Linked DNA regions of Homo sapiens: region 1 is linked to region 2. A link is a loop called in an ENCODE intact Hi-C map of the cell type or tissue named here. Cell type or tissue: prostate gland. All regions are shown on one strand. Each heading gives the region's core, and the rest is flanking DNA. Links, peaks and the distances in the headings are about the cores only. Region 1 overlaps DUOX1 (dual oxidase 1). Region 2 holds the start of BLOC1S6 (biogenesis of lysosomal organelles complex 1 subunit 6).

What was found. A loop is a pair of places that touch in the nucleus more often than their neighbours do. Peaks named below come from ENCODE experiments on the same cell type or tissue, not always from the same donor. Only the 100,000 strongest peaks of a DNase experiment are listed, where the experiment ranks them.
Region 1: it touches region 2 in a loop (2.4-fold over the local background); 7 of 110 quality-filtered maps call a loop at or near these places.

Annotation. Positions count from the first base shown.
Region 1 is chr15:45,158,466-45,167,463 of GRCh38, reverse strand. DUOX1 (dual oxidase 1) reads right to left here. Exons shown (of 34, transcript NM_175940.3): 29 at 6,474-6,627; 30 at 5,494-5,726; 31 at 5,087-5,245; 32 at 3,777-3,932; 33 at 3,546-3,674; 34 at 1,890-2,685. The coding sequence ends at 2,563. SHF (Src homology 2 domain containing F) reads left to right here. Exons shown (of 7, transcript NM_001394037.1): 7 at 1-250. Among named protein-coding and RNA genes, the nearest start is that of SHF, 25 kb to the left of the region's middle. RefSeq lists a silencer at 33-832. In prostate gland, for the core only: a CTCF peak has its summit at 4,257 (motif pointing left); DNase peaks (open chromatin) are centred at 4,243 and 4,533; H3K4me3 peaks cover 240 bases; H3K27ac peaks cover 512 bases.
Region 2 is chr15:45,575,799-45,591,712 of GRCh38, reverse strand. It overlaps BLOC1S6 (biogenesis of lysosomal organelles complex 1 subunit 6), which reads right to left and starts at 4,334. Exons shown (of 5, transcript NM_012388.4): 1 at 4,188-4,334. The coding sequence starts at 4,269. RefSeq lists enhancers at 3,188-3,808, 4,275-4,534, 4,595-4,694 and a silencer at 11,735-11,935. In prostate gland, for the core only: a CTCF peak has its summit at 4,729; DNase peaks (open chromatin) are centred at 4,012 and 4,382; H3K4me3 peaks cover 3,920 bases; H3K27ac peaks cover 4,104 bases.

The sequences.
Region 1 (8,998 bases), core at 999-8,998, 430 kb after region 2:
GCCCCTGGGAAGCAGCCGGCTTTGGGGGGTGGGGAGAGAAGGGGAGGGGCTCGGGCAGAGGGAACTGTGCAGTCCCCAGGCCGCCCCGGCTCCGGGCCAGAGGCAATAAATAAACCCGATCCTGCCGGGCACAGCCGCGCCCGCGCCTCCGGCGCCGTCCCCGGGCTGACGGGGGAGGGAGCGGAGAAGCGAGCGCAGATTCTGCGTATAAATCAGCTCTGGAGCAGACACAGCCCGGCTGTGAAAAGCACTTTCGAAGCATCAAGTTCCTTTCTTTGACGAGATGTCAAAACATCCCCGCCGCCCCCGCCCCGGCTGGGGGCACCCGAGGCCCGCTGGCCGCGCGGCGCCCCCTCCCCGCGGCGCGCGGCTTCCCCCGAGCGCGTCCAATTTCCTGCCAACAGCCATTTGTCTGGGAGGAGGGGAGGCGCGGAGAGACAAAGAGGCAGCGCGCCAGGCCGGGGAGCGGGGCGGCCTGCCACGCGGAAGCCGCGCGCCGGCGGAGGCGGGAAGGCTGGCGGGACGGGCCGCGGGGGCCGCGCTTGTCTCCTTGGCCGAGGAACTGAGGGCCTGCAGCGCCTCCCTCGCGCCCTAACGGAAGGGTTTGTCCCGGGCAGACCCTCGGGCGTGGCCGGCCTGCGAGCCCCTAACCACCGGCCCGCGGCCTAGGCCGCACCCCGACCGGCGCCCACCGCTGGAACCCGCCCAGGCCTCTGGGCGGGCCCGGGGAGGCCCACTGGGTCGCCAGGCGGAGCGGCTCTCAGGCTGCCCCAGGCCCGCCCCACCCCGCGGGCAGGCTGGTCAGGACCCCTCGACATGCTGGACAGGCACCTTCGGGGGACCGCTGAGCCAAAGGGCCGTCTGAGGGCCTCTTCCAGAACCTAAACGTGCAACCTCCAAAGTGTGCTGTGAATCACAGTACTTGAGAGTTTCTAAACCAGTGGCTATTTTCTCGAAATTGAGGATATGTGGTATGCAGGCGTTTTGTGGAAGCAATAGGAAGGATCACTTAAAATTGGGCACTCTCTTGCCGGGCGCGGTGGCTCACGCCTGTAATCCCAGCACTTTGGGAGGCCGAGGCGGGCAGATCACCTCAGGTCGGGAGTTCGAGACCAGCCTAACCAACATGGAGAAATACCGTCTCTACTAAAAATACAAAATTAGCCGGGCGTGGTGGTGCGTGCCTGTAATCCCAGCTACTCGGGAGGCTGAGGCAGGAGAAATCGCTTGAACCCGGGAGACAGGTTGCGGTGAGCCAAGATCGTGCCATTGCACTCCAGCGTAGGCAACAAGAGCGAAACTCTGTCTCAAAAAAAAAAAGGGGCGCACTCAGAGAAATTCCCTCAGAGGGTTGTCCTGTCTTTAAGTCGACTTGGAGAGCATCCAGCCATTTTGCAGATGAGAAAACAGGCCCAGAGAGGTTGGGTGATGTGTTCATTTGTCTCCTGCTATCATCTCACTGCCTGGAAGAGCCATGTAGGCACAGGTGCCCAACTCTCCCTTTGCTCAGAGAAGGGCTGGGAGTGACTGAGGTCCTGGTAACAAGCCAGGCGGCTCTGGCTCCCTATAGACTCCAGCTGAGTCTGCCCCCGACCCCGTTCTCTTCCCCAGCCAACCTCCTCCAGAAGCTTCCACACCCTCTGTTTCTGCCCCTCCTGAGCAGGCTCACCAGGCCTCACACTAGTGGCTGACAGGCCCTCTGTCAGGAAGGGCACCCCTGGGCCGGGGAAGGGATTGCTAGCTGGGGCACTTTGCCTTGGGCCAGCTCCTTTACTCAGGACACTGGGCAGCTTGAGAGATGTCTGGGCCAGCCTGGTGAGCTGGCTGGGTTAGTGGCTTCCTCTCCCCATGCCCCTTCCGGTCCTAGGGCAGAATAAAGAAACCCTGAAGGCAGAAAAGTGATTTATTTGGAAGGGAGACTACTGGAGCAGGGAGAAGAGGGCTGAGGAGCATTGCATACATAGGTATTGGGCCAGGGTCTGATGAAAGAACGTGCTTAAAACCTTGGGTGAAATTAGTTGTGGTGTTAGACTGGGGTGCCGAGTGGGTTTCTGTAAATGGCTTGCCATGGGTCCAGCCTCTACCTCCTGCAAGGCATTTGCCAGCCCGTCTGACAGTGGGGAGCCCAGAAGAGGAGGAGGTATGGGAGTAGGGAGGGTTCTAAGATGCCAGCATCCATGCTCCCACTGCATCCTTACACTCACCGCCCCAACACACATACAGACATGCACACACATAGTACTTGTCAGGTCAGCTTGTCTTCTGAGATTTGTTTCTGAAGTCTGGAAGCAGAGGTTTCACTTTGCCCCAAATCAGTAGCTCCCCTACTTCTCACTCTAGTCCCTAGACACTGCCCCCCCACCATTTCTCCAGGCTGAGACACATCCTGGTCCTGGGGGTCCCTGAGCCCACACATGGTGACTGACTATGGCCACCTGGAACAAGGTTGGGAGGTGGGAAATCAGAGAAGGCTGAGGCAGCCAGAAATAGGAAGAACAGAGGTGAGGTGTGGGCTCAAACCTCTGCTCAACTGGGCAGTGGGCAGAACCCCCGGGCAGGGGCCTAGAAGTTCTCATAATGGTGGGAGAAGTGAGTCCGGTCCTGCCTGTTGATGAGCTGACAGGCCTTTTCCACATTCTTGGTCATGCCAGGGGGGCCACAGCTAAACACCCCGATCTTCCGGACCTGTTGCAGGAGGAATAAGTGGAGGCTAACTCTTTGCTCAGAGGCAGGGATAACGCAGTGTTCAGAGGAAGGGGTAGCTCCCTAGTTCAAGACCAGCCTGGGCAACATAGCAACATCCCTGACTCTAATTTTTTTATTTTTAATTAGCCAGGCATAGTGGTGCACTCCTGTAGTCCCAGCTACTTGGGAGGCTGAGGCAGGAGGATTGCTTGTGCCCAGGAGTTGGAGGTTACAGTAAACTGGTATTGCATCACTGCATTACAGCCTGGGCAACAGAGCAATACCCTTTCTTTAAATTAAAAAAAAAAAAAAAGCCAGCAGTGCTCCTGATGGTTTGCTTTGTACTATGCATGGTGAGGGCTGGCTCAGTGTTTATAGGTCTAGTGGAATTTTGCTAAGTGCTAGATCAACATTTCTAATAGAGGTTGGGTTAATCAGTGTTCAAGTTGAAGAACAGCTCAGGGTCTCATGGAGGGCTAGACCAGTATTTGTGAGTAGTGACTAGCCCAGTGCTCATGGTAAAGGTTCCCTCAGTGTCCAGGGTGAGGACTGACTCAGTATTGGTGAGGGTAGTGGTGAGGGTAGCCCCGAGTTTTTGGCGAGGACTAGCTCAATGATTGAGCTCTTCCTTCTGGACAATACATCTTGGCTTCAGAGATGGCAAGTCCCTATTGCCTGCCTCCTCCTTTAGCACCTAAGGGTGACACCCACCTATCCTTTCCATTCCATTACCCCACCAATCTCCCAGGGGATGGGTTCTCATCAGCAGTCGATTTCTTCCTCGATGGGGAAGGTTTGGGAGCTTTGCTCAGACCCCAAATGATAAAGAGGAAGAGAACCTGGTTATGGGTTGGACTGACCTGGGGGTGGACCTCCTGCAGGGAGTTGAAGAAGGGCTCAAAGGGGGGACGGCCAAAGTGGGTGATGGAGCGCAGGCCTGTGAATAGACTCCGGTTCAGAACCTTCTGGAAGTGCCGCTCACAGATGTACTATGGTAGGGAAGGGTGGAACAAAGTTCAGCCAGGCACAGCTAGGGTCAATTCCTAGCTCAGACAGTGGCCCGCATACCCTCCTGGTGGGCCCTGACATACCAGCATAGTGGTCCTGAGGTCGAACTTCTCAGCCAGCTGGGTGATGTAGATGTGCACAGACACCAGGTCCTGGTGGTCATTCTCCTCCACCTCTCGGATGATGTCAGCCAGCCACTCAAACTGACGCTGGGTCCGCGTCACCCAGATGAAGTAGATCTGGGGACACAGGGCTGGAGTTCAGGACCCATCTCAGCTCAGTCTCCCTAAACCCCAGGGGTGTCCATACTGATAGAACTCTTCTGACCACAGCTAGCTTGTGCCCTTCCCTAGACAGCCTGGGGAGATGGAGTGTATGGGCCACGGGGCCAGGCTCTGAGGCCAGAGATGGAGTTGGCCCAGGGCATAGAGAGGTGGAAGTGAGAGACCCCAGGGCCATGGGAAAGATCCCTTGGTGATTGGGAGCTGATGGTCTGTGGGGTGGGAAGCAGCTTTCATGCTCAGCCTGTCCTACAGCTCCCTCCAGTGGTCCCTGGTCAGGCTGCCAGGCACCTAGTGGCTAAAGGGCATTTCACAGAGCAGCCTCAGGGAGACCCAGCAGCTGCCTGAGCAGATGGGAATGGGCTCAAAGAGATACCAGCGGGTGGAAGCTGCCCTGCGGGGAGCCCTCTGCAGCTTCCGAGGGAGGAAAGCGGGGCTGTATAGTTAAGAAGCAGAGGGCAGAGGACAGGAGGGGAGCTGTCACCCTCTGAATGCTGACAGCACATGGGCTGGGCCTCTGCCCACTGCATTCCAGCACCCCTGACTCACCTGCCAGGCCCAGAGAAACGAGCAGGGGCCTGCCACCAGGTCCAGGCTGGTGTGAAAGGACCCGTGTGAGGGCCTGAGGGTTTGAGCTGTGTTCCTGGGGCCAACCTGGCCCACCAGCCCTGCCTTGCCACCACTCCTCCTGTTCCTCTTGAGAGCTGAGCCAGTTTCACTTGTGCTCCACCCAACATGCCCTTCCCTCTCCCAGCCCAATAAGGCTCCAAGTGCTGGGCTCCTTTGTAAGAAGGAATGGGTTTCTTTACCCCCTCCAACCTTGCCTGGAGGAACTCCCAGAAGCAAATCCTATGTGGAGCACCCCTAACTGAGGGAAAGAGTCTTTGTAAACCAGGCAGGATTCTGGAGGCATCCGCAAACCAGTTCTGTCCTAAAGGGTCTAGGGATATCCTGATACCACCCCACTCACCACCCAACCCCAGGTTTCAAACCAACTTGCCCCTGCCCAGTTCAGGGAAGCCAAGAACAAAGGCAGAGGAGAAAGGCACAGATGGGTACCATGACAAGGAAGAAGGGGCCATGGGTTGGTGGGAAGTGGGGGCAGTACTCACCTTCTTACAGAACACTTGGCAGCTGACGGATGACTTGAAGACCAGGTCTTTGAGGATGGAGGCAAAAGGGGTGACCCCAATGCCCCCTCCCACTAACACTGACACCTCAAACTTATGCCACTCCTGGTGGCCCTCTCCAAATGGTCCATCAAGGTACAGCTGTAGGGAGGGGCGTGGGTTTCAGTTAAGCTTGGCCACCACCATAGATCGGAAGCCAGAAATGAGAGAAAAGGAAAGGTAGATACGTATATGGAGTGAGGGGAAGAGGAGGATTTGTGGCATTATCTGGAACAACCAGTCTCTAGATGCAGAGAGGGGAGGCACAGAGCGGGGAGTCTAGTGCTGCCGGGCCAAAGCCTTCAAAGGGGATATGGGCGCATGTGGCATGTCTGGCCAGGGTCTGGTACCTTTGGGTATCTGGCACATCTGTCACCCGTCGGGGCTGAGTAGATCTCCCTGAGGCGAGTGGTCCAGGGCCCTGCTGCCCGGATGTGCAGGCTAAGCGTGTCCTCATGGGGCGCAGAGGTCAGTGTGAAGGGGTGGTACTCGGTGGTCCCCAGAGCCAGGCAAGCGATCCGCACCCACTGCCCTGACTTGTACTCAAAGCCCTGGGGCCGCTGGAACCGCAGGTGGGTCACTCCTGGGGAGGGATGGTGGGTGAGAAGCTGCTGCCCTGAACCCAGCAACAATGTGGCCTCCAGAGAGCTCCCCACCCACAGCCTCAGCTCTGCTTCTGGAATATGACAAAGGAGGCCTCCCCCATCAGAAGCTCACCCTGTGGGGGCCCAGGCAGCACTGGGGCTGAGGGTCAGCCAGGCAAGGGGCAGCCTGGCCTGAGCTTCTCTGCTCTCTGCGATGAGAGAGGCTCAGGTCCCCTGGCAAACAGCCCTCCTTTCCTTTCCTTCCTTCCTTCCTCCCTCCCTCCCTCCCTCCTTCCTTTTTTTTTTTTTTTTTTTTTTTTTGACACAGTCTCACTCTGTTGCCAGGCTGGAGTGCAGTGGCACGATCTCAGCTCACTGCAACCTCTGCCTACCAGGTTCAACCGATTCTCCTGCCTCAGCCTCCTGAGTAGCTGGGACTACAGGTGCATGCCACCACACCCAGCTAATTTTTGTATTTTTTTTTTGTGGTAGAGACAGGGTTTCACCATGTTGGCCAGGATGGTCTCGATCTCTTGACCTCATGATCCACTTGCCTTGGCCTCCCAAAGTGCTGGGATTACAGGCGTGAGCCACTGCGCCTTGCCCCTACCAGCTCCTTTGTCCCTGCCACCCAAGGCACCTGCCAGCTCCACTGGGCCCGACCAGGAGACTGTGCGGTCTAGACTCTGCCTCTGCCCGGTCAGCTCCCTCAGTGTCACCAAGCTGATCTCCTGCCAGGCTGGTACCTGAGGGCAGCAGCTCCGCCTTCACCACGCTGATCTCCACCTTCTTCCGGCTCAGGCTCACCAGCTTGTCGCCCCCATAGATGATTGCTGGGACCAGGAAGAAGATGTGGAAACGGGGCAGCTGGATCAGGGCAAAGCTACCATGGATGATGAGCTAGATGGAGGAAAGAGCTCTGCTCAGACCTAGCGATGCCCATAGCAGAATACAGGGCCAGCTCAGGCCTTAGACCCTCCATACTTCCCCGCTGGTATATCCAGCCCCCACCTCACCACGTACCATGCTCCTTCTAGGTTGCAAAACCTCACCATTCCCAACTCCATCCTCCATAGCATTCCATGAGGAATTAGAGTATTTTCTAGATCCCTGACACCACCCTAGACCAAGTGATGTCACCTGTCACCTGGACTCATGCAGGAGCCTTCCAGTGGAAGTAGGTCTTCTACTGGTCTTGTCTCACTGTAATTCCTGTCTCTTCAAGGCAGCCAGTGTGACTTTTTAAAGTTCATTTTATCCTGTTCATCCCCAGCTTTAAAAGCTTTGGTGGCCTTCCCATTGCACTACAAGGCCTCACAAGTACTCTTGACTTCTGCCTGCCAGCCGTTCTCCCCTCCCTGTTCCTCAAACACGGCCAGTCCTTTCTGCTTAAGGATCTTTGCATCTCCTGCCTGGAATGCCCTTCTCCTGGTTCTTCCCATGGCTAGCTCCATCTCATTTTTCAGGTCTCAGTAGAAACACCACCTCCTCAGGCCTCCCCTCAGTCCTCTCTACCACATCTGCCTGTTAACTCTCTTAGTGCATGCGTTGTCATCCACAGTACTTTTGTTTTTTGGGGGTTGGGGGGACAGAGTCTCATTCTGTCACCCAGGCTGGAGTGCAATGGCATGATCTTAGCTCACTGCAACCTCCGCCTCCCAGGTTCAAGAGATTCTCCTGCCTCAGCCTCCCGAGTAGCTGGGATTACAGGCACCTGCCACCAAACCCAGATAATTTTTGTATTTTTAGTAGAGATGGGGTTTCACCATGTTGGCCAGGCTGGTCTCGAACTGACCTCGAATGATTTGCCCACCTCGGCCTCCCAAAGTGCTGAGATTACAGGTGTGAGCCACCGCGCGCGGCCAACAGTACTTTTGCTTCCTCATTCATTTACATGTTTACTGTCGTTTTCCCCACTGGACTGAAGGGGTAGGGACTGTTTGCCATTATAAGCTCCTAGCAGTTTCTGCCTGGCATATGATAGGCACACAGTAACTGTTGGGGAAAGGCGCTTCCCCAGTTTATCCTCTCCTTTTCCAGGCTAAGAATACCTAACTAGTCTCCCTTTTCCATGTAATAACTGACAAGTATCATCCAGCTCTGGTCCTTTCCCTAATAAGTTTGTCTAACATGGTCAGACACTACTTGGTCACATTCTTCCCACTTGCTTGCTCCTGAGTCTGGCTCAGTTTGACTTCTGCGTCCACCTCTCCTTAGGACCTTCCCACTGAGGGCCCAGCAGCCCCACAAATGGGTAAAATATATCTTTTCAGGCCATGTTGGCTCCTACTCTTAGAAGCCTGAGGCACTAGTGACCACCTCCTTCTCGCCACTTCTGCAACAATGCTCTACTGGTTCTCCCACTTTGGGCCACTCGCTTTCCATCTCCTCCACTGGCTTAATTCCTTCTGCCACCCCCAGTCATGGGTGTTGCCCAAGCCTGGTTTTGTCACCCTCTGCTCATCTCTTTCTATGCTCCGCCATGTGGCATGGCCTCTCAGCTGAGCCACAGCCCCTCAGTTTCAACTGCAGCTGCCACATGATCACCAGCAGCATGTCCTGCCACCACCTAATGCCCTATGGCCATCTGCAGCCAGCCCTGTCCCCTCTGCCTCCTGAATATCCTATCACCATTCCCACCTCTGCCTGTGCTCATGCCCTTCCTTTTACCTGGATTGCTCTTCAGTTTCCACTCTGCCCTGTCAAAGCTTAGCTTACCTCCCCCAGACCCTTGGCCCAAGTCCAGTCTTCTCCTCAAAGTCTTCCCTAGCCAATTTAGCCCAAGTGAAACTCCCTTCAGTGAACTCCTATAACTTACTGTTTGGAACACTCCGCTCAGCAATTAATCCTATATCAAGTGTTCATTTTGATCATTTCATGCATGTGCCACTTTTTGTCACAGCGAATCCTAAGTTCCTAAGGAAGAGATTAGAGTCTCCCCTTCTGCTGCTGGGCCCTACAGAGAGCTAGTACATAAAAGACCCTCCACAGATACACAGATAGCTGCTTTTTTTTTTTTTTTTTTTTTTTTTTTTTGAGATGGAAGTCTCGCTGTCACCCAGGCTGGAGTGCAGTGGTGTGATCTTGGCTCAATGCAACCTCCACCTCCCTGGTTCAAAAAATTCCCCTGCCTCAGCCTCCCGAGTAGCTGGGATTAGAGGCGCATGCCACCACTCCCGGCTAATTTTTTTGTAGAGACGGGGTTTCACCATGTTGGCCAGACTGGTCTCCAACTCCTGATCTCAGGTAATCCACCCGCCTCAGCCTCCCA
Region 2 (15,914 bases), core at 1-8,000:
GACTTATAGTTTTCACTGGATTATCAAAGGAGTCTGAGGGCCAGGGGCAGTGGCTCACACCTGTAATCCTAGCACTTTGGGAAGCCAAGGTGGGAGAATTGCTCAAGCCCAGAATGGCTGGGCACGGTGGCACACACCTGTGGTCCCAGCTATTCAGGAGGCTGAGGTGGGAGGATAACTTGAGCCCAGAAGTTCATGGCTGCAGCGAGCTATGATCGCACCACTGCACTCCAGCCTGGGCAGCGGAGCGAGACCCTGTCTCAAAAAAATAAATAGATATAAAAATAAAAATAAAATAAAGGAGCCTGAGGCCAAAACGTGGGTAACGGTCACTGAACTAAAGCATTCTTGCTTTCAAAAGCATGAAGAAATTATATAAACAAAAATGCAATGCCTAAAATAAAGTATGTTTTCAATTCTATGGAAACAAAAATGTAGGTCAACATCGATTTTGATATAGTTCGATATGTTATTTACATGTAAAAGGAGGGTTGTGTTATTTGTTAGGGAGGAGAAGAGGGATTTTCTAAGAATTTCTTCTCTCTTAAGATTCAGCAACTTAATTTACCATAGAAAATAGTGTATAATCATTGTCTTGTGTATAAATCTAGACCTGATGCTGAGATCAATGCCTCATCACTTTCCTTTGAATAATAAAAGTGTAAGCATTGTGCCAGGTATTCAAAAACATCTAAGATGAATATCAATCACCATTCCTACCAAGAAAAATACAATTTCTAAATAGGGTTTAATGGTTTGTAAGATGGAATCACTGATTTATAATCAGAGAAAAAAAAGTAAGATGGTCACTTTACTAAAATTATACACTAAAATTATGATTAATATTAAACTCTGAAACATCTCTCTTCAATTATAGTCTGGTAACCATCAGTAACATCAAATTACATCACTCTATAGAACAGTTATCACAACACATTGCTTGTGACACATTTCTAAGTACAATTTGTGCCACAGATTTAAATTTTGGCAAAATTGAGAAAAACAGTCTTGGCACAGTGGCTCATGCCTGTAATCCCAGCACTCTGGGAGGCTGAGGTGGGCGGATCACTTGAGGTCAGGAGTTTGAGACCAGTCTGGCCAACATGGTGAAACTCCATCTCAACTAAAAATATAAAAATTTCCCGGGCGTAGTGTTGTATGCCTGTAAGCTCAGCTACTCGAGAAGCTAAGACACAAGAATTGCTTGAACTTGGGAGGTGGAGGCTGCAGTGTGCCAAGATTGTGCCACTACACTCCAGCCTGGGCGACAGAGCAAGACTCTGCCTCAAAAAAAAAAAAAAAAAGATTGAGGAAAACAACATGCTATCATATTCGAAGTAAGCTTTTTGAAAATCAAAATAAAATTATATAATTTTTATTTTAACCCTACGAAACACATGAACAAACTTTGGACTTCTCAAAGTTGCAAGGCAACATTCAAATAGGTAAGAGCTAACTAGAAACTGAAGCACTCCACATATAAAATAAAAATACAAAAACCAAAAAAAGAAAAAATATAGAGAGAGAGAGAGAGAGAGAAAAGTGAAGCACTTAGGGATATTAATGTACCAACTGTATAGGAAGTGAATAAATTATATCCACCAATTATGCCGTTGCTTAAGGCTTGATTAAAATAACAATGCAATCAGCAACTTTAAGTATTAATAAATATAGAAAACAATTTTCTTAATGTTTTATGATAGGAACACCCCAAAAAAGGGCATTTCAACTTTAAGGAATAACAACTAATTCACTTCGCTTAACAATATATACATACATTTTAACTCACAAACCCTCCTCCCACCCCAATGTTCTGGTTAATTATTGGATGAGTCTCAGTTACTCATTTTTTGTTTGTTTGTTTGTTTTGTTTTTCTCTCTTTTACCCTCTGCTTCCAATGGTTAAGAAGTCACTCAAGTTTTTATATATATTTAATTACTAAGTTCAAGGTGCTTTATTGTGCGAGAGTAAAGAAGAAGAAAGGGAGGGTCCTTATTCTATTCATACGAGAAAGGTTTGCTGAACATCTATATTATGTACCAGGTTCTGAGATTACAACAATAAATAAGGCAAGTCTCCTTCCCTGGAAGGGCACAATACGAGCAATCACAGAATATGAGAAGTGAGGAATCACAGAAAATGAGAAACAGAAAATGTTATGGAAATTCAGGGGAGAGCGACTTTCATTAGGGAAGTCTAAGAAAAATTCCTAAAGGAAGTGTGGACACTGAGCTAAGGCTCAAAGAATGGATGGAGTTTTCATTTCTCTTTGTCTATTCGAGTGTTACTCACTGTAAAAACTTAAAACACTACAGAGGGAGGCACAAACTGAAAAGTAAAAATACTTCTTCTTACCCTCTAACTCCAGCATGAGCTACTCTGGAGTTTCTCACAGAGCCTTCCAGAAATTGTCTTTGCGTATCTATGCATATATTATTTTTATGACAAACGAAATATTACTCATACCATTCTGCAACTTTTAAAACATATATCTTAGGTATCTTTCCATACCAACATATAGGGATCTACTACATTATTTTTAGCAGAATAGAATTCTACCATAGTTTGTTTAACCAGTCCCCCATAGATGGATTATTTAGGTTATTTTCACTTTTTGCTATTTCAGACAATGCTGCAGTGAGCTTCCTTGCTTATCTGCATATTTGTGTCACTTTCTGTAGGATAAATTCTTAGAAGTAGACTGTTGGGACAAAGAGTTTATGCATTTTTTAAACAGACATTGCCAAACTGCCCTCCTAAGAAATTGGCACCAATTTCCACTCCCACCAACAATCTGTGAGGACTATTTCCAAATGGGGAAGAAATCTATGGCAGGAGTGGAATGGATGCAATATGGGTAAAGAAAGCAGCATGAGGAAAGGCTGGAATACAGTACAGGATACTTCTGGAGAGGCATGGGGCATATGCAGCATAGCAATAGTGAGCTTTAAGACCGGAAGGCCAGTAAGGGCCTCTAAATGCCAAGTTAATGGTTTGGACCTTTGTTAATAAGTAGTGAGGAGCTATTTAAGGTTTCTGAGTTCAGGAATGACATGACTGAAGCTTTATCTTGGGACAGTGATGTGACAGCAGCGGGACAGATGCGTTGAAAGAGTAAGACTGGAGGTGAACCAGCCTTTCAACAGCTGTTTTAAAGGTGAAATTACAAGGAGATGGAATTGTATAGGAGAATCCCCTAGAGGTGGAAGGAGAGAGAGAGGAAAAAGTCCAGAGCAATTTCAAAGTTTCAAGTCAGAGTGACCTACCACCATTAACAGGATGAGACATGTTTTCATTTATGTACATGCCTTACGTGAGATTAGTGCAAAACAGCCACGTCAAAGTATCCAGCTAGCAGATGGAGAAGTAAACAAGAGTTAAGAGAGGGGCCCAAGTTTCAAATACATACAAAGAAGTCATATTTATAGAAGCGACTTAATGAAAGTGTGAAGAGATCCTTGAGGAAAAGCATGAACAGGAAAGTGCTGAGAGCACTATTTGGGGGTAACCCCTATATTTCTGAAACAGGAGGTAAAAGAAAAAGCATATCCAAGGAGCCCTGCAGCCTTTCTCATCTAAGGCCTCATCTAAACCACAGAACACAGAAAATGCTCTGAGTGACCATTTTCTCAGTTCTCCCAAGGATGGTACATAAATAGTACCATTTTGGGTGCACAGCAAGTTAATTCATTCCATTCAATGGATGCCTTAGGGCATTAGAGCTTAAATCCCTCCTGGAACTCGGTCGAGAAGACTGCTGCAGGAATAGGGATGAAGTAATATCACCGAGCTGACCAAGCATTTCATGAGTGGTCAATATTATAGGATACGTCACCTCTCTGAATTATAAGCTGATCATCTTTCTGGTAAATCCATCCCCCACCACTGCCGTATGACAAATAACCAATGACGTACCGGAGTCAACACATAAACTCAGAATGGCTTCACCATCAACCGCCTTCAATTGCACCCCCAATACAAAGCTTCCCCTCGGGACTTCAGTTCCGCCCATTGCGCTGGGCAGAGGGGCCGGCGCGGTTCCCCATTTCTGCACTCGGGGCAGGGCCCGGGGGCCGCAGCCGCCAAAAACCGCTTACTCCCCCAGGGTTTCTCCGGAGTTCTACTCACTCAGGTCCCCGCCCCTCACACCCAGCCCGGGCCGCGCTTCCCACCCGATAGTACGTACCAGGCGTCGGCTCCCCGGCCTCCAGGCAGTAGGGTGGCCGTGTCAGGGCCCCGTCCGGAGACGACGGCCCAGGGACACTCATGTCCCTCCAGCTGGGAACACAGGGAAGAAGCAAACGTGTGGCTCGTCAGAAGCAAGGCGGCACCTAACGACTCCAGCGGCTGGCCGGACAGAAGAGATTGTCGCACCCGGAAGTGACGGGGGCGAAAAAACTGCGGGCTTCGATCACGCGCTCGAGAGTTGGCTCTGCCCCATGGCGTTGTGGGGACCCCGCGCTGATATCGTCGTCTGGCCCCGGACGCAGTGTCAGCGGACTCAGCAGTGTGGGGCTCGAGTCCCTGCGATCCGATTGGTGGGAGCTGGGGGAGGACGGTGGTCGGTTTGGGCTGCTCACGGGGTGGGTCACGAAGACCGGAAGAGCGTTGTCTTTGTTGGACGCGGGGGAGCCGTCAGGCTTTCTTCACTGAAGCTAGGGAGAAAACAGGACTTTCAGCCCTCACGCGGCACAGCTTTTTAGTGTTGTCTCCGTGTTTAGGGAAAACCTTCAGAACAGGGAGTGCTCGCTTTCCCTGCGATTTGGACCATTAAAAAATTCGATGCCTAGGTCTCTGCGAGCCTCAGCCTTGCTAACTAGGGTTTTGCCACTTTTCCGGGCTCCCCTTGTTAAGTGTAGATGAAAGATTTAAGCCCTCCGTTGCAGCAGCTACTGAACAAATTCGGCCAAGTTATCAGAAACTGCACTTGCTGAGATCCTGTGGAATGATCTCATGAATTCTGTTGGAAAACACTTAGAAAAGGGCATAGGCAGCTTTGGACCAAAGAAAACGATTTAGCTCTGCCATCTCTAGCTTATACCCTCTCATCTCAACTGTAATGGTGGCCTCCTAATGTTGCTCCCCAATTATGCCTGTTCAGTTTTCTCAGCTGCAACCAAAGCTTATTTCAAAAAAATAAGAATTTGCAAGACTCAGAAACTTGCACTGGTTCCCCATTGCCTTTATCAGTGCATTCACACACTTTCCTCTTTGGGCCTCTTTTCCTCTTAGTATTAGCTCCTTCTTATTAACTCTGGTAGGCAGAATACTAGCCCCTCAAAGATGTCCACAGCCTGAACACCAGAAGCTGTGAATATGTTAGCTTGCATAGCAAATGGGAATTAAGGTTGTTAATTACCTGGTGTTGAAATAGATTATCCTGGAATCGCTTTAACCAGGGAGGCAGAGGTTGCAGTGAGCTGAGCAGCTCCACTGCACTCCAGCCTGGGCGACAGGGCGAGATTCCATCTTAAAAAAAAAACATTATCCTGGATTGTTCCAGTGGGCTGATTGTAATCATAGGGCCTCCAAAACTGCAAAAGAGAGTCAAGAGTGACAAGTAACTATGAAGAATGATTAGAGAGATACAACATTGTTGGCTTTGAATATAGAGGAAGGGAGCCTCCAGCATTGTGGGTGACCTCCAGAAGCTGGAACTGGTAAGGAAACATTCCCCTGAAGCCTCTCTAATGCTCTGATGACACCTTGATTTTATCCTCATGTGATCAATGTTGGACTTCTGACCAACAGAACTGTGAAATAATCTGTGTCTTAAGTTTGTGATAACTTGTTATAACACCAATAATAATGTACGGTATACCCTTCAAGACATTCTTTATTCCATGTGAGCATTCTCCTAAAATTATGCCCTTTCATGTCTGCAGTGCTCTTGCCTATGCTTCAACCTGAAATATTCTATCCTTTTGTAAACCAAAAATAAAATTATAAACCCCACAACTGACTGATGGACCCCCTGCCCCTCACCTCTTGGCCAAGGGCATTCCAAAGTAAACCTGAAAATCTAGTTATTCCATCATCTAGATGGAAGTGGGGATGGGGGGGTTAGTCCCGGGGGTGGGTCGGACATGGCTCATTATACCCTCCTCCCTTTGGAATTCAGGCTGAGCTGAACAGCATTCACATGAAAACAGATCTTAAGACTGCCAGACTTTTTCTAGCTTTTCTAGAACTTTATTTTTGACACCAAGCCAGCCTGACTCTAGTATAGCATCACGACAGATAGCAGGCCCTGAAGGAAATTGAATTATTTAACCCCAAAATATATTCCTTTGACATATTTTTAAATGGCCCTGCAAAGCTGTATCTTGTGGGGGAAAACCTACAGTCTGTAGAAAAGCCCTGTTCCTTTCCAGGTGTTTTCCCTTACCCAGGAGGGAATTAACCAAGTCTGGCACCTTTTTAGGTCTGATAAGAGCTCTACCAGAGGCTTCATCTGCATAATAAAACCTTGATCTCTGCCAGGGACAGTGGCTCACGCCTGTAACCACAGCACTTTGGGAGACCAAGGCAGGTGGATCACCTGAGGTCAGGAGTTCGAGACTAACCTGACCAACCTGGAGAAACCCCCGTCTCTACTAAAAATACAAAATTAGCCAGACGTGGTGGTCCATGCCTGTAATCCTAGCTACTTGGGAGGCTGGGGCAGGAGAATTGCTTCAACCCAGGAGGCAGAGGTTGCGGTGAGCCAAGATCATACCACTGCACTCCAGCCTGGGCAACAAGAATGAAACTCTGTCTCAAAAAAAAAAAAAACCTAGGTCTTGGGCCAGGTGTGGTGGCTCACGCCTGTAATCCTAGCACTTTGGGAGGCCGAGGCAGGCAGATCACCTGAGGTCAAGAGTTCGTGACCAGCCTGGACAACATGGTGACTAAAACCTTGTCTCTACTAAAATTACAAAAAAAAAAAAAAAAAGCCAGGCATGGTGGCGGGTGCCTGTAATCCCAGCTTCTCGGGAGGCTGAGGCAGGAGGATCACTTGAACCTGGGAGGTGGAGGTTCCAGTGAGTCGAGATCACACTATTGCACTCCAGCCTGGGCGACAAGAGCAAAACTCTGTCTCAAAAAAACAACCTTGGTGTCCACAACCCCATATCTTAACCCAGACATTCTATTGACTCCAGGTCTTTAGATAATAACTTAAGTCTTTTTTGTTTGTTTATTTCCTAATATAGAGGTAGAGTCTCCGTATGTTGCCCAGGCTGCTCTGGAACTCTTGGCCTAAGGCGATCCTCTCACCTCAGCCTTCCAAAGCACTAGGATTACAGGCGTGAGCCACCACGCCAGCCTGATAATCTTTGAATTGCCTGTGACCCTGAAGTCTCCGCTTCCAGGTGTCCCGCCTTTCAAGACCAAGCCAATGTACATCTTACATGTTTTGATGAATGTCTTAGGTCTTCCTAAAGTATATAAAACTACACTGTAGCCTTGTCAGAGGCATTTGAGCCAGAGCAACTCCATCTTGAATAGGACTGGGTAAAATGAGGCTGAGACCTATTGGGCTGCATCCCCAGGAGGTTAGGCATTCTTAGTCACAGGATGAGATAGGAGATCGGCACAAGATACAGGTCACAAAGACCTTGCTGATAAAACAGCATGTGGTAAAGAAGCCAGCCAAATCCCAACAAAACCAAGATGGTGCCAAAAGTGACCTCTGGTCATCCTCACTGCTCATTATTTGCTAATTATAATGCATTAGCATGCTAAAAGACACACCCACCAGCACCGTGACAGTTTACAAATGCCATGGCAACATCAGGAAGTTACCCTATATGGTCTAAAAAGGGGAAGAACCCTCAGTTCCAGGAATTGCCCACCCCTTTCCCGGAACACTCATGAATAATCCACCCCTTATTTCGCATATAATCAGGAAATAACTATAAGTGTAATCAGTGAGCAGCCTAAGCCGCTGCTCTGCCCATGAGTAGCCATTCTTTATTCCTTTACTTTCTTAATAAACTTGCTTTCACTTTACTCTATGGACTCACCCGAATTCTTTATTTTGCGAAATCCAAGAAGTCTCTCCTGGGGTCTGAATCAGTACCCCTTTCTGCTAACTGCCTGACCACCTTGGGCATATGTTCTCAGGATCTCCTGGGGCTGTGTCATGGGCCATTGGTCACTCACATTTGGCTCAAAATAAATGTCTTCAAATATTTTACAGAGTTTGACTTAATCAACATTTTCAAAGTCCTACTTTTCAGCTGGGTGCGGTGGCTCACACCTGTAATCCCTAGCACTTTGGGAGGCAGATCAGCTGAGGTCAGGAGTTCAAGACCAGCCTGGCCAACATGGTGAAACCCTGTCTCTACCAAAAACACAAAACAGCTGAGCGTGGTGGCACACGCCTGTAATCCTAGATATTCAGGAGGCTGAGGCAGAGAATCACTTGAACCCGGGAGGTGGAGGTTGCAGTAAGCCGAGATAGCACCACTGCACTCCAGCCTGGGTGACAGAGCAAGACTCTGTCTCAAAAAAAAAAAAAAATCCTACTTCTCTTCCAAGGCTCAGTCTTAAAGCCTTTACTTTAAAATCATTCACAATCCCACTACTCCTTTCATTCAGAAGTTACGGTAATAACCCTTTATCAACTACAAAGCATCCTGCTATTTTAGCACTTAATCCGTTCTTTTTTTTTCCCCCTTGGTAGAAACGGGTTTTGCTGTGTTGCCCAGGCTGGTCTCAAACTCCTGAACTCAAGCGATCTGCCAGCCTCAACCTCCCAAAGTGCTGGGATTACTGGCATGAGCCACCATGCCTGTCCACTTAAATTATTCTGTATTAGTTATTTCCCTTGTCTCCCTCTATTAGATTGCAAACTCCGAACATACGCTCTTATTCACAGAGAATCATAATAGGTTCTCAACCAATATTCAATGAATGAAGTAAGTATTGATTCTCTAGCCCCATTTCCAGATATCTATAATCTGTAAAGTCTGCGTCACACAATATGACATTTGATAAACTGCCTGGCAACCTTAGTTGGTTGTTAGCATTATCTCCTAACTAGATAGTAAAGCCATTTAGAATGAAGCCATGTCCTATGGGTTGCCTGTACCTCTTTATGTCTTAGCACAGTATTAACCATATTACATGAATTTGAAAATACTGGTTATTTTTTATTATTATTTAAAATAAAAACAAGGTCTCACTATTTGCCCAGGCTTGCCTTGAACTCCTGAGCCTGAGTGATCCTCCTGCCTCAGCCTCCCAGTGTTAGGATTACAGGTGGAGCCACCACACCTGGCCAAAATACTGGTTATTTAAATTCAGTGGATGAAATTAAATGGTGACACCCTGCCAATTTTTAATTATCTTCTATTTTGCTTTACAGAACAATTCATGTTGGAAATTTGATGATCTTTTTCAGCATTTTAACTTTACTTAATATGACAAAAACTAATCAGCTAAATAGACAAGGCGGACTTTGTACCAAACCCATCTTGCTTTTCCCTTTCTCCTTTTCCCTCTACCCCCACAGATTTCAGCTCAATGCATCTGTTAGAGGCATTCCAAGCAGAGTGACTCTGTCTTGAACAGAGGCTGGGTAAAATGAGGCTGAGACCTGCTGGGCTGCATTCCCAGGATAGGCATTCTTAGTAACAGAATGAGACAGAAGGTTGGCCCAAGATGCAGGTCACAAAGACCCCGCTGATTAAAAGGATGCAGTAAAGAACCTGGCCAAAACCAAGATGGTGACAAAAGTGACCTCTGATCATACTCACTGATCATTATACACTAATTTTAATGCATTAACACACTAAAAGACACTCCCACCAGCACCATCACAGTTTACAAATGCCATAGCAACGTCCAGAAGTTACTCTATATGGTCCAAAAAGGGGAGGAACCCCCAGTTCCAGGAACTCCCCCTCCTTTCCTGGAAAACTCATTGAATATCCACCCCTTGTTTAGCATATGATCAAGAAATAGCCATAAGTACACTGAGCCAATCAGCCCATGCCACTGCTCTGCCTATGGAGTAGCCATTCTTTTTTATTTTTTGAGACGGAGTCTCGCTCTGTCGCCCAGGCTGGAGTGCAGTGGTGCGATCTCGGCTCACTGCAAGCTCCATTTCCCAGGTTCACGCCATACTCCTGCCTCAGCCTCCCAAGTAGCTGGGACTACAGGCGCCCGCCACTATGCCAGGCTAATTTTTTGTATTTTTAGTAGAGACGGGGTTTCATTGTGTTAGCCAGGATGGTCTCGATCTCCTGACCTCGTGATCCGCCTGCCTCGGTCTCACAAAGTGCTGGGATTACAGGCGTGAGCCACCGCGCCTGGCGAGTAGCCATGCTTTTGTTTGTTTACTTCTCTAATGAACTTGCTTTCACTTTACTTTGTGGATTCATCCCAAATTCTTTCTTGCATGCGACCCAAGAACCCTTTCTTGGGGTTACTAACACATCAGGTGTTTGTTGAATACCCTTTGTGTTCCAGTCTCTGTGAAATGGCTGCTATATGCTTAACATAACACTGCATGTGGCACAGAGCTCAAAAGCAAAATACTAGAATTTGATTGCAAGGATGTAAATACAGTTTGTTGATTTATATCTCTTTTAAAATGCCTTTCATCGCTCCCATTCCCTTTTATGCACCGAAGTTATAATTCACTCCAAACATCTGAATATCTAGAACTGGAAGGCATTGTAGGGGGTAAAAGTAAAAATCCTGATTCCTGTCCACCAAGAATTTATATTCTACCATTTAAACATAGTAGAATTAGTGAGCATGACAATAAAGTGCTGAATTATGTGGAACAGGACCTGGAGGAATGTAAAGGACATGATGTCATCTTAGTTTCCTATGGCTGGTGTAACAAATTACAAACCTGGTAGCTTAAAGCAACACAGTTTTATGTTTTTTTGTTTGTTTGTTTGTTTGTTTTGAGACAGAGTCTTGCTCTGTCTCCCAGGCTGGAGTACAGTGGCACCATGTGTGCTCACTGCAAGCTCCGCCTCCTGGGTTCACGCCATTCTCCTGCCTCAGCCTTCCCAGTTGCTGGAACTACAGGCGACCGCCACCACGTCGGCTAATTTTTCGTATTCTTAGTAGAGGTGGGGTTTCACCCTGTTAGCCAGGATGATCTCGATCTCCTGACCTCGTGATCTGCCCGCCTCGGCCTCCCAAAGTGCTGGGATTACAGGCGTGAGCCACAGTGCCCAGCCAACAGTTTTATTTTCTTATAGGTCTGGAGCTTAGAAGTCTAAAATCAGGCTCAGTGGGCTAAAAATGAAGGTGTCAGCACAGCTGCTTACTTCTGGAGGCTCCAGGGAAGAATCTGCTTCCCTAGAATTTCGCCTCTTCCAGTTTATAGAGAGGCTGCAACTTTTTTGTCTCATGGCCCCACATCACATGGCCTTTTTCCCCCTGCTTTCATTGTCACATCACCATCTTTCCCACTCTGATCCTCCTTCCTCCTTTATATAAGGACTCTTGTGATTACATTAAGCCCACCTGCATAATCCAGGATACTCTTCCCATCTCAAGGTCCTTAATTTAATTACATCAGCAAAGTCCCTTTTGCCATGGAGGCTAGCATTCACAGACTCCAAGGACTTGAATATGGACGTCTTTGGGGGGGCATTATTCATCCTATCACAGATGTGCAGTTGTATAGTGTACAAGTGGAAAGTAACTAGGGAAAGTTTTAAAATTTAATAGAGGAATTGGGATTTAAGCCATACCTTAAAAGACAGGTAAAATGTAATCTGAAGAGAAAAATTAGTAAAGTCTTTCAGGCAGGAGAAAAACATCATGAGTAGCAAAAATATACTTCAGATTCAAGGGCCTCAAGGCACTAACTGTCCTCTGGAGAATACAGCAGTGACACAGATTAAATGGTTAGTAGGAGGACCTAATAGAGAAAGGTGTTGCATAGTCTGTTAGACCAAAAGAATTTAAGAAGATAAAAGAACATAAAATGTAGCTCTGAATAAGTTAGTTCAAAGAAACTATATCTAGAAAGTGTTAAACACTTTGTGTGTGTGTGTGTGTGTGTGTGTGTGTGTGTGTGTGTGTGTTATATTCATAGCAAAAATAAGGCCATTGGATTTCAAGGACTATGAAATGCAAAAGAGGAAGAGCAAATATAATGCAATAAATAAATCAAAACTTTATTCACCTTTCAGTTTTGCTGTTTTAAATGTTTCTATATCCTTTATTTTTTGCTGACCTAAAGGGAGAAGGTGGGTAAGAGATTCAAGTAAAGAAAAAAATATTAGTCCATGAATATTTTTTATTCCTTTTATGGATCAGATGTCCTATATTTAGAATGTGTTTGACCTACTTCTCTCACAGGCATTTATTTCCACCCTCCCATTTATCTCTCTTTTGATCTTTTTCCAAAAACAGAAGAAAGTGTTGGGGGAAGACAAAGCAGGGGGTGGCGCAAAATATTTCAGTAAGATGTAGGGACTGGCCGGGTGCAGTGGCTCACGCCTGTAGTCCCAGAACTTTAGGAGACGGAGGTGGGCAGATCACTTGAGGCAAGGAGTTCAAGACCAGCCTGGCCAACACAGGGAAACCTCATCTCTACTAAAAATACAAAAAATTACCAGGCGCAGTGGCTCATGTCTGTAATCCCAGCTACTCAGGAGGCTGAGGCACGAGAATCACTTGAACCCGGGAGGCGGAGGTTGCAGAAAGCAAAGATCGCACCACTGCACTCCAGCCTAGGTGACAGAGCGAGACTCTGACTCAAAAAAAGAAAAAGAAAAAATAAAATAAAATAAAAAGATGTAATTACCAGGGCTGCAGAGAAAAAGGGAGGAGAAGGGGGAAGATACACAAGAGAAAGATATTACAGCCCATGACCTTATGCTTCTATTGGATAGATGTTGAAAATATGAACACATTCATATAGGCTGATGCTCTTGCAAAATAATTAAAAGGAAGGGAAGAAATTGTAAGTAGAAAATCAAAGAAATTAATTACTAAAGAAAAACAGTTTACCATTTTGCCTATGGTTAGCCACTTTTTTAAAAACCACTTTTCACTTGTATTTACATAAGAAATATTCTTTCACATTAGCAAAGTGCTGAAATACTTCCACCCACTGTAACTCTGCTACACTTTCCACATTCATTCCTTGCATTATATAACAAACATATTTTTACATGGATTATTTCACCAACACCTCCTCCTAACTCTGCCACCAAAAAGTTTTGCAAAATATATGCAGAAGTCAAAAGCAATGGCTTTTGAAATTTTTAGAAAATGAACACAATTACTAGAAACATTTTATTTTAGTGATCATGGCTCACTGAAGCCTCAACCTCCCGGGCTTAAGCAATCCTCCCACCTCAGCCTCTCAAGTAGCTGGGACCACAGTCAGGTACCACCATGACCCAATAATTTATTTTAATTTCTTGTAGAGATGGTGGGGGGGGGGGGGTCTCCCTGTGTTGCCCAGGCTGGTCTCAAACTCCTGGCTCAAGCAGTCTTCTTACCTCGGCCTCCCAAAGTGTTGGGATTATGGGCATGAGCCACCATGCCCAGCTGCAATATCTTACATAAGCAAATACAAGCCAAGTTTTGTTCAAACTTCTATTTTCTTTTTTTGAGACAGGGTCTCACTCTATGCCCAGGCTGGAGTGCAATTTCACAATCATGGCTCACTGTAGCCTCAACCTCCCAGGCTCAAGAGATCCTCCCACCTCAGCCCCCCCAAGTAGCTGGGACTACAGGAGCGCACCATCACACCTGGCTAATTTTTATATTTTTTTGTAGAGACAGGGTCTCACTATGTTACCCAGGCTGGTCTTGAACCCCTGAGCTCAAGTGATCCACCTGCTTCAGGCTCCCAAGTGCTAGGATTACAAGCGTGAGCCACTGCACCCAGCCCAAACTTCTATTTTCATATAAACACTAAAGTAATTTTTTTTGTTTTTTTGAGACAGCGTCTTGCTCTGTCACCTAGCCTGGAGTGCAGTGGCACGATCTTGGCTCACTGCAGCCTCTGCCTCCCAGGTTCAAGCAATTCTCCTACCTCAGTCTCCCGGGTTCAAGCAATTCTCCTACCTCAGTCTCCCGTGTAGCACCACCACCCTGGCTAATTTTTTTTTTTTTTTTTTTTTGAGACGGAGTCTCGCTCTGTCGCCCAGGCTGGAGTGCAGTGGCGGGATCTCGGCTCACTGCAAGCTCCGCCTCCCGGGTTCACGCCATTCTCCTGCCTCAGCCTCCCAAGTAGCTGGGACTACAGGCGCCCGCCACTACGCCCGGCTAATTTTTTGTATTTTTAGTAGAGACGGGGTTTCACCGTTTTAGCCGGGATGGTCTCGATCTCCTGACCTCATGATCCGCCCGCCTCGGCCTCCCAAAGTGCTGGGATTACAGGCGTGAGCCACCGCGCCCGGCCTAATTTTTTTTTTTTAACATATTTTAGTAGAGACAGGATTTCACTATATTGGCCAGACTGGTCTCAAACTCCCAACCTCAGGTGATCCACCTGCCTCGGCCTCCCAAAGTGCTGGGATTACCGGCATGAGCCACCACGCCCGGCCTAAAGTAATTTATTAAAATAAGAGATTGAAATTCAACTTGCCTTATCTCTTTTATGTTATTCGAGGGTCACTAGAGAACTAGAGGTATGATATCAGATACTACTGTACAGTCAGGGCAGGCTAGGCTGTGGTCCTGTAATAACCTTCACATCTCACGACTTAACACACACACATCTATTTTATGAAGGACTCTGCTTCACAGTCTTCACTCAGAGACCCAGGCTGACAGCCTCCACCACAAGGAGGAACACCCCCAGTCATTACCATGGGAAGAAGAAACATGGCAAATTGCACACTAACTCTTGAAGACTTTCACCCTTAAGGTGACAGAGGTTACATTTCATTACCCACAGCCAGCCACATGGCTACACCCAACATCAAAGGGGTGGGGAAGCATTTTCCTCACAGGTGCTTGGGAAAGGAGAAAAACAGAAAGTGAATAGCATCAGTGACTATCACAGGTGCCAGCAATTAGAGTTTTCTTCTATTAGAGTCTTTCTTCTTGAGGCAATCTGAGAAAAGTCAGGTTTTTTTAGAATGGGATTTTTTTTTATAGACTTTTTTTTTTTTTTTTTTTGAGACGGAGTTTCGCTCTTGTTGCCCAGGCTGGAGTACAGTGGTGCTGCAGCTCACCATAACCTCCGCCTCCCGGGCTCAAGTGATTCTCCTGCCTCAACCTACCGAGTAGCTGGGATTACAGGCATGCACCACCATGCCTGGCTAATTTTGTATTTTTAGTAGAGACAAGGCTTCTCCATGTTGGTCAGGCTGGTCTCAAACTCCCAACCTCAGTTGATCCACCTGCCTCGGTCTCCCAAAGTGCTGGGATTACAGGTGTGAGCCACCGTGCCCGGCCTAGACTTTATTTTTTGGAACAGTTTTGGGTTTACAACAAAGTTGAGCAAAAAGTACAGAGGTCCCCTATGTCCCCTGCTCATACACACTCATACCCCTCACTACCAACATCTCCCACCAAAATGATTCACGTATTACAATCAATGAACCTACATTAATACATCATCATCACTCAAAGTCCATAGTTTGCATTAGGATTCACTCTTGATATTCCCCATTCTATGGGTTTTGACAAATGTATAATTGCATATATTCACCACTGGAGTGTCATACAAGATAGCTCCACTGCCCCAAAACATCTGTGCCCACCTATTCACCCCTCTCTCCCTGCAACTCCTGGCAACCACTGATCTTTTGACTGCATAGTTTTGCCCTTCCCAGATTGTCACATAATTGGAATTGTATAGTATGTAGTCTTTTCAGACTGGTTTCTTTCACTTAGTAATATGCATTTAAGCTTCCTCCATATCTTTTCATGGCTTAAGAGCTCATTTCTTTTAGCACTGAATAATATTCCATTGTATGGATATACCACA